2 separate regions of the Homo sapiens genome follow, and region 1 is linked to region 2. A link is an interaction called in ENCODE POLR2A ChIA-PET data of the cell type or tissue named here. Cell type or tissue: PC-9. All regions are shown on one strand. Links, peaks and the distances in the headings refer to the core of each region. The heading gives the core; the rest is flanking DNA.

What was found. Peaks named below come from ENCODE experiments on the same cell type or tissue, not always from the same donor. Only the 100,000 strongest peaks of a DNase experiment are listed, where the experiment ranks them.
Region 1: POLR2A ChIA-PET joins it to region 2 with 17 read pairs; 1 of 35 experiments calls an interaction of 5 or more read pairs at or near these places.

Annotation. Positions count from the first base shown.
Region 1 is chr17:50,649,912-50,655,293 of GRCh38, reverse strand. The region is part of intron 1 of ABCC3 (ATP binding cassette subfamily C member 3); the gene reads right to left. Among named protein-coding and RNA genes, the nearest start is that of ABCC3, 18 kb to the right of the region's middle. In PC-9, for the core only: no CTCF peak of the experiment used is centred there; no DNase peak of the experiment used is centred there; H3K27ac peaks cover 2,499 bases.
Region 2 is chr17:51,086,224-51,091,605 of GRCh38, reverse strand. The region is part of intron 1 of SPAG9 (sperm associated antigen 9); the gene reads left to right. Among named protein-coding and RNA genes, the nearest start is that of SPAG9, 32 kb to the left of the region's middle. In PC-9, for the core only: no CTCF peak of the experiment used is centred there; no DNase peak of the experiment used is centred there; H3K27ac peaks cover 1,723 bases.

The sequences.
Region 1 (5,382 bases), core at 142-5,141, 440 kb after region 2:
GCTGGGACTACAGGCGCCCACCACCACGCCTGGCTAATTTTTGTATTTTTAGTAGAGACGGGGTTTCACCATGTTGGCCAGGATGGTCTCGATCTCTTGACCTCGTGATCTGCCCGCATCGGCCTCCGAAAGTGCTGGGATTACAGGCGTGACGGCTGCGCCTGGCCCTCACTCTTTTTTTTTTTTTTTTTTTTGAGATGGAGTCTCACTCTGTCGCCCAGGCTGGAGTGCAGTGGCGCAATCTCGGCTCACTGAAAACTCCGCCTCCCAGGTTCACGCCATTCTCCTGCCTCAGCCTCTGGAGTAGCTGGGACTACAGGTGCCCACCACTACGCCCGGCTAATTTTTTTTTTTTTGTATTTTTAATAGAGATGGAGTTTCACCTGTGTTAGCCAGGATGGTCTCGATCTCTTGACCTTACGACCTGCCCGCCTCGGCCTCCGAAAGTGCTGGGATTACAGGCGTGAGCCACTGCGCCTGGCCCTCTCTCTTCTTTAAAACTAATTTTTAATTTTATCAAAGTGATATATACACACAGTTTAAAAGACCACTTTCTCTTAAGGCCTTTCCCGGGTCAGGGATAGGGAGATTCCCTGAGCCTTAGCTGCCTCTCTTCTGAAATGGAGGTGACCATCCACCGGCCCACCTGTACCTCACTGGGTGGATTTGAGACTCACAGGAACCAAAGGATATGGAGAGTCTTTGCAAATTACACAGACTAGAGTGATCAACTCTCCTAGTATGGATGGGACTTCTCTGGTTTTAGCACTGAAAGTCTAGTGTCTTGGGAAGCTGCTTGGTCTTGGGCAAACCAGGATGGTTGGTTACTTTACTGGCTCTGACAAGACTGCCTCTTACCTTTGACTATAACTACACCTATGAACTTTTTTGGAAAGGGATGGGGGAATACATTCATTAATAAACACATGTTTTACTGAGATTGTTTCCTCCAAGGCCACTAATGTACTAATCTGTTTCTTATGTTCTTTGCAAAGCATTAGATGTTTTTTAGAGATGCACAGAAAATATCAACAACAAGAAAAACCACCCACAATCTCATCCACCTAGAGACATCTGTTACCTGAGGATATAACTATTTTCTAATTGCCAATTCAAATAATTATTATTTTTATTTTTATCAAAGTTATGCATGCTCATACATCTTTGAATTTTCTTTTTTCTGTTTCTTGGTTGATTTGGTTTGGTTTTGTCTTTCAAGCTGGAGGTGTTAAATTAGATTAAATTTGGCCTTAAGCTGCCTCCTTACATAGTGAACTGAAACCCAACTTAATATGTAAACAAACCTAACATGAGAGTTTCTTGTAACAAGTAGCTGAGTCTCAGCCAATCATTGCAACTGAGCTTTCAGCCAATCGCAGACTGCAAAGTGCTTAGACCTGTCCAGATAAAGCAAATGCCGAGTTCTAAATAGGCTATTTCTATGTGTCACTTTTTTTCTCTCTGTAAGTACTACTTGACCACATGGTTAGGTGGAGTTCTTTGAGCCTTTACTGGTTTAGGTTTTTTTTTTTTTTCTTTTGAGATGGCGTTTCACTCTTGTTGCCCAGGCTGGAGTGCAATGGTGTGATCTTGGCTCACTGCAACCTCTGCCTCCCAGGTTCAAGCCATTCTCCTGCCTCAGCCTCCTGAGTAGCTGGGATTACAGGTGTGTGCCTCCACGCCCAGCTAATTTTTTTGTATTTTTAGTAGAAATGGGGTTTCATCATATTAGCCAGGGTGGTCTTGAACTCCTGACCTCAGGTGATCTGCCTGCCTCAGCCTCCCAAAGTGCTGGGATTACAGGTGTGAGCCACCACGCCCAGCCGAGTCTTTACTAGTTTAGCATGCTGCTGAATTCATGAATTGCTTATTTTTTCAAATAAGCTCTGCTAAATTTGTCTAAAGCTTTTCCTTTTTCTTTTTCTTTTTCTTTTTTTTTTTTTTTTTTTGAGACAGTCTCGCTCTTGGCCCCCACGCTGGAGTGTAATGGCGTGATCTCGGTTCACTGCAACCACCACCTCCCAGCTTCAAGCAATTCTCCTGCCTTAGCCTCCTGAGTAGCTTGGACTACAGGCGCCCACCACCATGCCTGACTAATTTTTGTATTTTTAGTAGAGATGGGGTTTCACCATGTAGGCCAGGCTGGTCTTGAACTCCTGACCTCAGGTGATCCACCCACCTCGGCCTCCCAAAGTGCTGGGATAACAGGCGTGAGCCACCGTGCCCGGCCTAAAGCTTTTCTTTTAACAGATTGGTGTCAGAAGTGGGATCGGAAGTAGAACTCCAGTGACCCTCAGGAGCATTTAGTGACCAAGTAAGGGTACCTGACAGGGCACACTGTGCCAATTGTTCTCTTGTAGCAACTGGAGGTCATGGGTGAGTTCTATCTCAGATTCCAAGCTTCAGGAATTTGTGTTTTGTGTTCTCCAAGTTTATTTGAACAATTCTTAGACTGGGTCAAGTAGGACTGGGTCCAGGAGCAAATCAGATCTGATAATTAACTGAAATGGATCCAGTTAAAAGCCTCAGGCAGGTGCCTTTTGAAAGTGAGTTCCTCCAAATCTAAGGAGTCTGGGACTCCAGAGTCTGAGACGCCACTTTCTGGGACGGTGGCTAACTTCATGAACAACAATTATGAGGAACATGTGTATTTTTGGAAAAATGGGTTAACTTTGCTGAGGACAACTTAAGAGTTACAGTGGCCACAGTGGGAAAGTTTTGACCTAGATAAAACTGTTCACTTGCAAGGTGCATTAGAAAAGAAAGGTTCAAAAATGCCACAAAAGCAATGGGATGCATTCTTTAATTGATACACAGAGGCATCTAAAAGATTAAATGAATAAAAAATTGCCTCTTTATAATAGGTTCCTTACAGAAATCAAACAAAAAAATCTTAAAAGCTCCTTCACGAATCTTATTCAAAAGCTTTAGTCATCTGGGCAAGAAATCTTGTTCCATTGGCCAGAAGAACAATTTGGATCCAGATAGTCTTTAATAAATTCAGGAGTTTTATATTACTGTACCTGGAACATGGCTAAGATATTTAAATGAAAGCTGTAAGATCTGTTGCTGTTTATGTTTATATAAGTCTGTATGTATGATACAGGTATCATAGTTTCTTATCTCCTTTTAATGCTCCAAAATTAAATTATGAAAGAGCTCTATTTTGTTGGCTTTAAGAAAAATAAGTGCTTGTATAAATGAAGTATTCTCTCAGAAAATTAAGAACTACCTCAAATACTTTTGCAGCTCATCTGACTTGGGTAATCTTTGGCAAATAAGAATATTGTTGGTTTGACTGAAACAGACATGTTTTCATAGTTTTGGGGATTAAATATCATAAAGATGCATGATTTCCTATCTAGGTTTACTGGTAAAACAAGCTTATGTTGTCTTTATATTATAAAATTTGTCAGCAAGAAAAACAAAATGATGACTAGTTGTTTATTATCTCATCTTTATAGGCAATCCAAGCATAAGTGTTGAAAATAAGTGAGTTAAATGAATGTAAGATAAAATTCCCATGTAAAAGATGTCCTTCCTATACCAGAAGGTTTTATTATTACTTTTTTGAAATAGGGTCTCTATCGCCTACTCTGGAGTGCAAGTGGCAAGATCTCGGCTCACTGCAACCTCTGCCTCCTGGGCTCAAGCAATCCTCCCGCCTCAGCCCCGCCAAAGTATCTGGGACTACAGACACAAGCTACCACATCCAGCTAATTTTTGTATTTTTTGTAGAGATGGGGTTTCACCATGTTGCCCAGGCTGGTCTCGAAATCCTGAGGTCAAGTGTTCCACCTGCCTCAGCCTCCCAAAGTGCTAGGATTACAGGCGTGAGCCACCACGCTCAGCCACCAGAAGGTTTTAACACTCTTAGCATCAAGAATAGAAAGTTGAGGAGGAGGGAAATCTGTACAAACAACAATTTAGTTTTCAGGCCTCACAAAACAAACAAACAAAAAACCTAAAGGGATACAAATGAAATTTTGCCTCCTTTACAGTTTATTTTTACAGAGAGACTTAAAGACATTTTGGACCATTGAGAAACATGTTCTGTGCCACACTGACAAATTGTACTATGAGAAAGCTCATGCTTCTAGACATTATGGTTCATAGATTTACCAATCTACAGCTGGTGTGACACACAATTCACAAATGCTTACTTTCTAATGTCCATGGAAATTAAGGTCACTAAGGGTTAAGAATTCTTTTTTTTTTTTTTTTTTTCTGAGATGGAGTCTCGCGCTGTCACCCAGGCTGGAGTGCAGTGGCTCAATCTTGACTCACTGCAACCTCCACCTCCTGGGTTCAGGTAATTCTCCTGCCTGAGCCTCCCCAGTAGCTGGGATTACAGGTGCCCGCCACCACGCCCAGCCAATTTTTGTATTTTTAATAGAGACAGGGTTTCAGCATGTCAGCCAGGCCGGTCTTGAACTTCTGCCCTCAAGTGATCTGCCTACCTCGGACTCCAAAGTGCTGGGATTACAGGCATGAGCCACTGTACCTGGCCGGGGTTAAGAATTCTAATTAATATATGTAGCTACAATTACTAGAAACAATAAGGGGGAAAATCTATATGAAAATATACAAGGAAGGTAAGAAAAAGGAATATATGAAAAAGAAATATACAAAGGAAGCTAAGGAAAAGCTATAAGACGTGAGGATGTTTTGTTTTGATAACGGAAAAAGAGAATAAATTTTGTCCTAAAGTGAAATGACTGATTTTTCGAAAATGAGAAGAGGAAAGTATAGGACAAAAAGTGAATGGATATAAGAGTTGTAGGAGGTTTGTGGAAGATGAATCTTGTGAAAGAAATTTTATGGGTGATCAAGCTGGTTAAGATTAGGAGGTAATTATTTACAAGTTTTTTAAGAATAAAAGTTAGCGACCGGGTGCAGTGGCTCACGCCTGTAATCCCAGGACTTTGGGAGGCAGAGGCGGGTGGATCACTTGAGGTCAGGAGTTCGAGCCCAGCCTGGCCAACATGGTGAAACCCCATCTCTACTAAAAATACAAAAAATAAGCCGGGTGTGGTGGCAGGCGCCTGTAATCCCAGCTACTTGAGAGGCTGAGGCAGGAGAATCACTTGAACCCGGGAGGCGGAGGTTGCAGTAAGCAGAGATTGCACCATTGCACTCCAGCCTGGGCGATAAGAGCTAGCATTAATATCAAAATTACACTGATGCAAAACTAGAATTTGGTTCTCTCCATTAAAACAACATGGTGTTCTTAGATTATTGGTCTGATCATAATAGGAAATTGTAAAATGTTTTTCTTTCTCTTTAGGTAGTTGGCCTAGAAAACAAAGATTCTGTGTTCTACCCAGATAATTTCCTGTGCTTCATGCTGTCTTTGTTAGGTTTTTGATCACTTAAGAAAAC
Region 2 (5,382 bases), core at 198-5,197:
GTTTCATACCAACATACCTGAGTGATCTGACAAATGCTTGTGCTGAGGGGACTCTCTGGAATTTCCAGGGCTAATGTGGTTTTATAATATGCAAACAACAACAACAACAACAAAAAAACAGAAAAACAAACAAAAAAAACTGCTGCGCTTCTCCTGCCACGATTTTGCTGTTGGCCTAACCCTATCGTGGTTATTCTAAGGTTTGCCAAGCGTAGTAGAGGGTGACCAACTTATAAAGTCATGCCACTGGCAAGCAATTAAGTCACATTAAATCATTAATGACTATCCTAGACTTTTTATGAGCATTCATTTCCTTTTTTTTTTTTTTTTTTGTATACAGGGTCTTGATCCGTCGCTCAGGCTGGAGTGCAGTGGCTCACTCTCAGCTCACTGCAACCTCTGCCTCCTGGGCTTGGTGATCCCCTCCCACCTCAGCCTTTGAGTAGCTGGGACTACAGATGCACACCACTACACCAGGCTAATTTTCATATTTTTCGTGGAGACAGGGTTTCGTGGAGACAGAGTCATATTGCCCAGGCTGGTGTCGAACTCCTGAGCTTGAGTGATGAGCCCTCCTTGGCCTCCCAAAGTGCTGGGATTATACAAGCATGAGCCACCGTGCCTGGCCTGTGCTTTTTCTTGTTCACATATGTAATTTCAGTGTGGTTACATTATATGCAGACTTGAACTATGTGATTTTTAAAAGTTTCATTTCATATTCAGAGTTTGAAATGTTACCTTCTCATTTCAGAAAGTCTTCAGAAATCATGTTATATGAAAGCCTGACTGAGCTGTAAACCAATGTTGTGCTGTTATCCTATGTTGGTATTACCTAGGCAGTAACAGAAATATCAGCCATCTCTTATCAGCCTTAACCTCAATTAGGTGACTGTTGAATTATGCAAGATCTTTTGTAAATCGATCTTTTTTATAAAATGTAATTACCCATGATTAAGACCTTTCATCTTCTGTTAAATTTCAATCAATAGAACATAGGGCTCTCTTGTAACTTACTACATTTCCCAGTACCTTGGAATATTTAAAACAATAGGGGCTCAAGTTGTGTTTTGAAAAGATGGATGAATGTAATCTTTTTTTTTGAGATGGAGTCTTGCTCTGTTGCCCAGGCTGGACTCGGCTCACTGCAACCTCTGCCTCCCAGGTTCAAGCAATTCTCCTGTCTCAGCCTCCCCAGTACCTGGGATTACAGGCATCTGCCACCACACCTGGCTAATTTTTGTATTTTTAGTAGAGATGGGGTTTTGCCATGTTGGCCAGGCTGGTCTTGAATTCCTGACCTCATGATCTGCTTGCCTCGGCCTCCCAAAAATGCTGGGATTACAGGCTTGAGCCACCGCACCTGGCCAAGTGGAATCTTACTTGTCTTTTTTACTCGCTTTGTGAATCAGAGAGATTCTCAACTTATTCTTTAGTTTATAGTTTACCTTTACATCGACTCAAAATTTAATGGTGAATTGTAGTTACCTGGGCATGCCATGATCTTTAGACGTTTGCATGTGCTGTGACCTCTGCCTGGAATGTCTTTATCTCAGTAAAGGTTTTAGGCAAACCATTCCTTTTAGAGTAAGCTAAAATGACTTCTCTCTTTTTTAAAAAAATAGTATATATGGCCGGGCACGGTGGCTCACGCCTGTAATCCAGCACTTTGGGAGGCTAAGGCAGGTGGATCACCTGAGGTCAGGAGTTCGAGACCAGCCTGGCCAACATGGTGAAACCTTGTCTCTACTAAAAATACAAAAAATTAGCTGGGCATGGTGGTGGGTGCCTGTAATCCCAGCCACTCGTGAGGCTGAGGCAGGGAGAATTGCTTGAATCTGGTAGGCAGAGGTTGCAGGGAGCCAAGATCATGCCACTGCACTCCAGCCTGGGTCACAGAGCGAGACTCCATATCAAAAAAAAGAAAGTGTGTGTGTGTATGTGTATATATATATATATATATATATATATATATATATATATATATAAAATAAAGTGTATATATATACATATAATAAGTAGATATACACATATATATTATAATTATATATATATAATTTTATTTCAATATTTTTTGGGGAACAGGTAGTTTTTGGTTACATGGATAAGTTCTTTAGTGGTGATTTCCGAGATTTCGGTGCACCTGTCGACTTCTTTTTTGTTTGTTTGTTTTTTTGTTTTTTTGAGACAGAGTTTCACTCTTGTTGCCCAGGCTGGAGTGCAATGGCACAGTCTCACCTCAGTGCAACCTCTACCTCTTGGGTTCAAGTGATTCTCCTGCCTCAGCCTTCCAAGTAGCTGGGATTACAGGTGCCCACCACCAGGCTCAGCTAATTTTTGTATTTTTAGTAGAGACAGGGCTTTACCATGTTGGCTAGGCTGGTCTCGAACTCCTGACCTCAGGTGGTCCACCTGCCTCGGCCTCCCAAAGTGCTAGGATTACAGGCATGAGCCACCGTGCCTGGCCCAACTTCTGTTTTTTTTTTGTGTGTGTGTGTTTTGTTTTGTTTTGTTTTTGAGACAGAATCTCCCTCTGTTGCTCAAGCTGGAGTGCAGTGGCGCAATCTCGCTCACCGCAACCCCTGCCTACCAGGTTCAAGTGATTCTCCTGCCTCAGCCTTCCGAGTAGCTGGGACTACAGGCGGGTGCCACCTCGCCTGGCTAATTTTAGTATTTTTAGTAGATGCGGGGTTGCACCATGTTGGCCAGAGTGGTCTCCATCTCTTGACCACATGACCCACCTGCCTCGGCCTCCCAAAGTGCTGGGATTACAGGCGTGAGCAACTGTGCCCACCTCCCATTTTTTTTTTTGAGACGGAGTCTCACTGTGTTGCCCAGGCTGGAGTGCAGTGGCACGATCTCGGCTCACTGCAAGCTCTGCCGACCAAGTTCATGCCATTCTCCTACCTCAGCCTCCTGAGTAGCTGGGACTACAGGCGCCCGCCACCAAGTCCGCCTAATTTTTTTTGTATTTTTAGTAGAGACGAGGTTTCACCGTGTTAGCCAGGTTGGTCTCGATCTCCTGATCTCGTGATCTGCCCACCTTGGCCTCCCAAAGTACTGAGATTACAGGTGTGAGCCACTGTGTCCAGCCTTGACTTCCCTTTTTTAAAGCAGATTTAGTCACTTCTTCCTCTCTGCTTTCATTATAGCACTTAGCGTGTTACACTGTAAATGTTTATGATACGTCTTTGATGGCTCTCATACAGTGAGTACTCCTATTGGATGGGTGGGCAAAGAGTTTTAGTTTTATATTTAACATGTTATTTTATCTAAGAATAAGTCCTATGAATGACATTACCTAGTTTGTAGTAAATATCATCATGCTGCCTAACTGCCTAGCATTTGGAGAATAGGCATTGTGAATAGGTGTGTGGCTTAACTATTACAACAGCTTTTTCCTAGTCTCTTAACTATGACAAGTTTTTCTTTGACTACAGAGTGACGGACTGGGATGTTTCCTATTTTTGTTATCTCAGTTAGTGTGTTAAGTGGAAATTATAGAAGTAGAAGGCAGACATGTTTCTTTGAAGTAAATCAAGAAGACTTTAAAAAGAGGGTCAGGGCCAGGCATGGTCGCTCATGCCTATAATCCCAGCACTTTGGGAGGCTGAGGCAGGAGGATCGCTTGAGCTCAGGAATTCGAGACCAGGCTGGGCAACATGGTGAGACCTTGTCTCTACTAAAAATAAGAAATAAAAAAAATTTAGCTGGGTATAGTGGCACATGCCTGTAGTCCCAGCTACTCAGAAGGCTGAGGTGGGAGGATCGCTTGAGCCCAGGAAGTCGAGGCTGCAGTGAGCCATGATTGTACCACTTCACTTCCAGCCTGGATGACAGAACAACACCTCATCTCTAAAAAATAAGTAAATGAAAATTAAAAATTAAATTAAACAATAAAGAAGGTCAGCCATGCTTGTACTATACAAACCTAGTAATGAGGTTCAGCAGAACTCATGTGCTACCAGCCCAACTAAGATCTCTGAATGTAGAAGGGAAGCAGAAAGCCCTGAGAACTTTCTTTTTAGTGTAACCCATGCCACTCATTGCCCAAGTATTTTGTTGATAGTATGAAAAGGTTAGGTATAGAGACAAAGAAACTATTCTCATTACTTCCCTTATGCTATACCTCCAGCCTTCATCCAGGAAAAAAGAGGACTCTTACTAGGACCACGAATCCAAACCTTTTTCTGCCAAGAGCTGTATTTTGGCATCTGTTTGAATTTCATGACACCGTCTCTGTTTCTATTCCTGTTTTCTCATTCATAAATTCTTATATCAATGTTTCCCACTTTCACATGATTGCTAATTGCTATATAGAGCTATGCCATTTCTGAAGTATTTTTGTAATTATGAGTGTTCTGCTTTCTGAGCTATTCTACCCTACAGCAACTTCTGTTTATGAGGTTACCTATATTGTCAGGGATATTTCTCAAAACAGTGGCCCAAAACTAGACTATTTGATGGATATTTTTCTTGGATAGCAATTTAGAAACTTCCAGTCACTTGTTACTTTTTCTTGATTCTTGATTATTCTTTGAAAGTTAGTATTACATTTATCCTACTCAGCTTTCAGTGCCCTGTGTAAGCTATTAGGGATGTCTTATCAGAACTGAGGAACTTTTATTTTTGTTGCATATTAGTGATTAGCATTTTATTTTTTATTTTATTATTTTATTTATTTTTTGAGACGGAGTCTCACTCTGTCACCCAGGCTGGAGTGCAGTGGCACCATCTCAGCTCACTACAACTTCTGCCGCCTGGGTTCAAGCAATTTTCCTACCTCAGCCTCCCAAGTAGCTGGGATTACACACACCTGCCACCACGCCCAGCTAACTTTTGTGTTTTTAGTAGAGACTGAGTTTCACCATCTTGGCTAGGCTGGTCTTGAACTCCTGACCACCCACCTTGGCCTCCCAAAGTGCTGGGATTATAGGCATGAGCCTGTAATTTTTGGAGACAGAGTCTTGCTCCATTGCCCAGGCAGGAGTGAAGTGGTGGGATGTCGGCTCATTACAGCCTCCACCTCCTGGGTTCAAGCGATTCTTGTGCCTCAGCCTCCCGAGTAGCTATGACTACAGGTGCATGCCACCATGCCTGGCTAATTTTTTTTTTTTTTATCGTGTTTTCAGTAGAGATGGGGTCTCACCATGTTGCTCAGGCTGGTCTCAGATTCCTAAGCTCTGGCAGTCTGCCCACCTCGGCCTCCCAAAGTGCTAGGATTACAGGAATGAGCCACTGCACATGGCTGTGATTAGCATTTTAAATGAGGATGGCAGCTGTACGTTTCCAAACCAAGACTTAATACACATTTAAAATTGGGATTTTCAGCCGGGTGTGGTGGCTCACACCTGTAATCCCAGCGCTTTGGGAGGCCGACGCAGG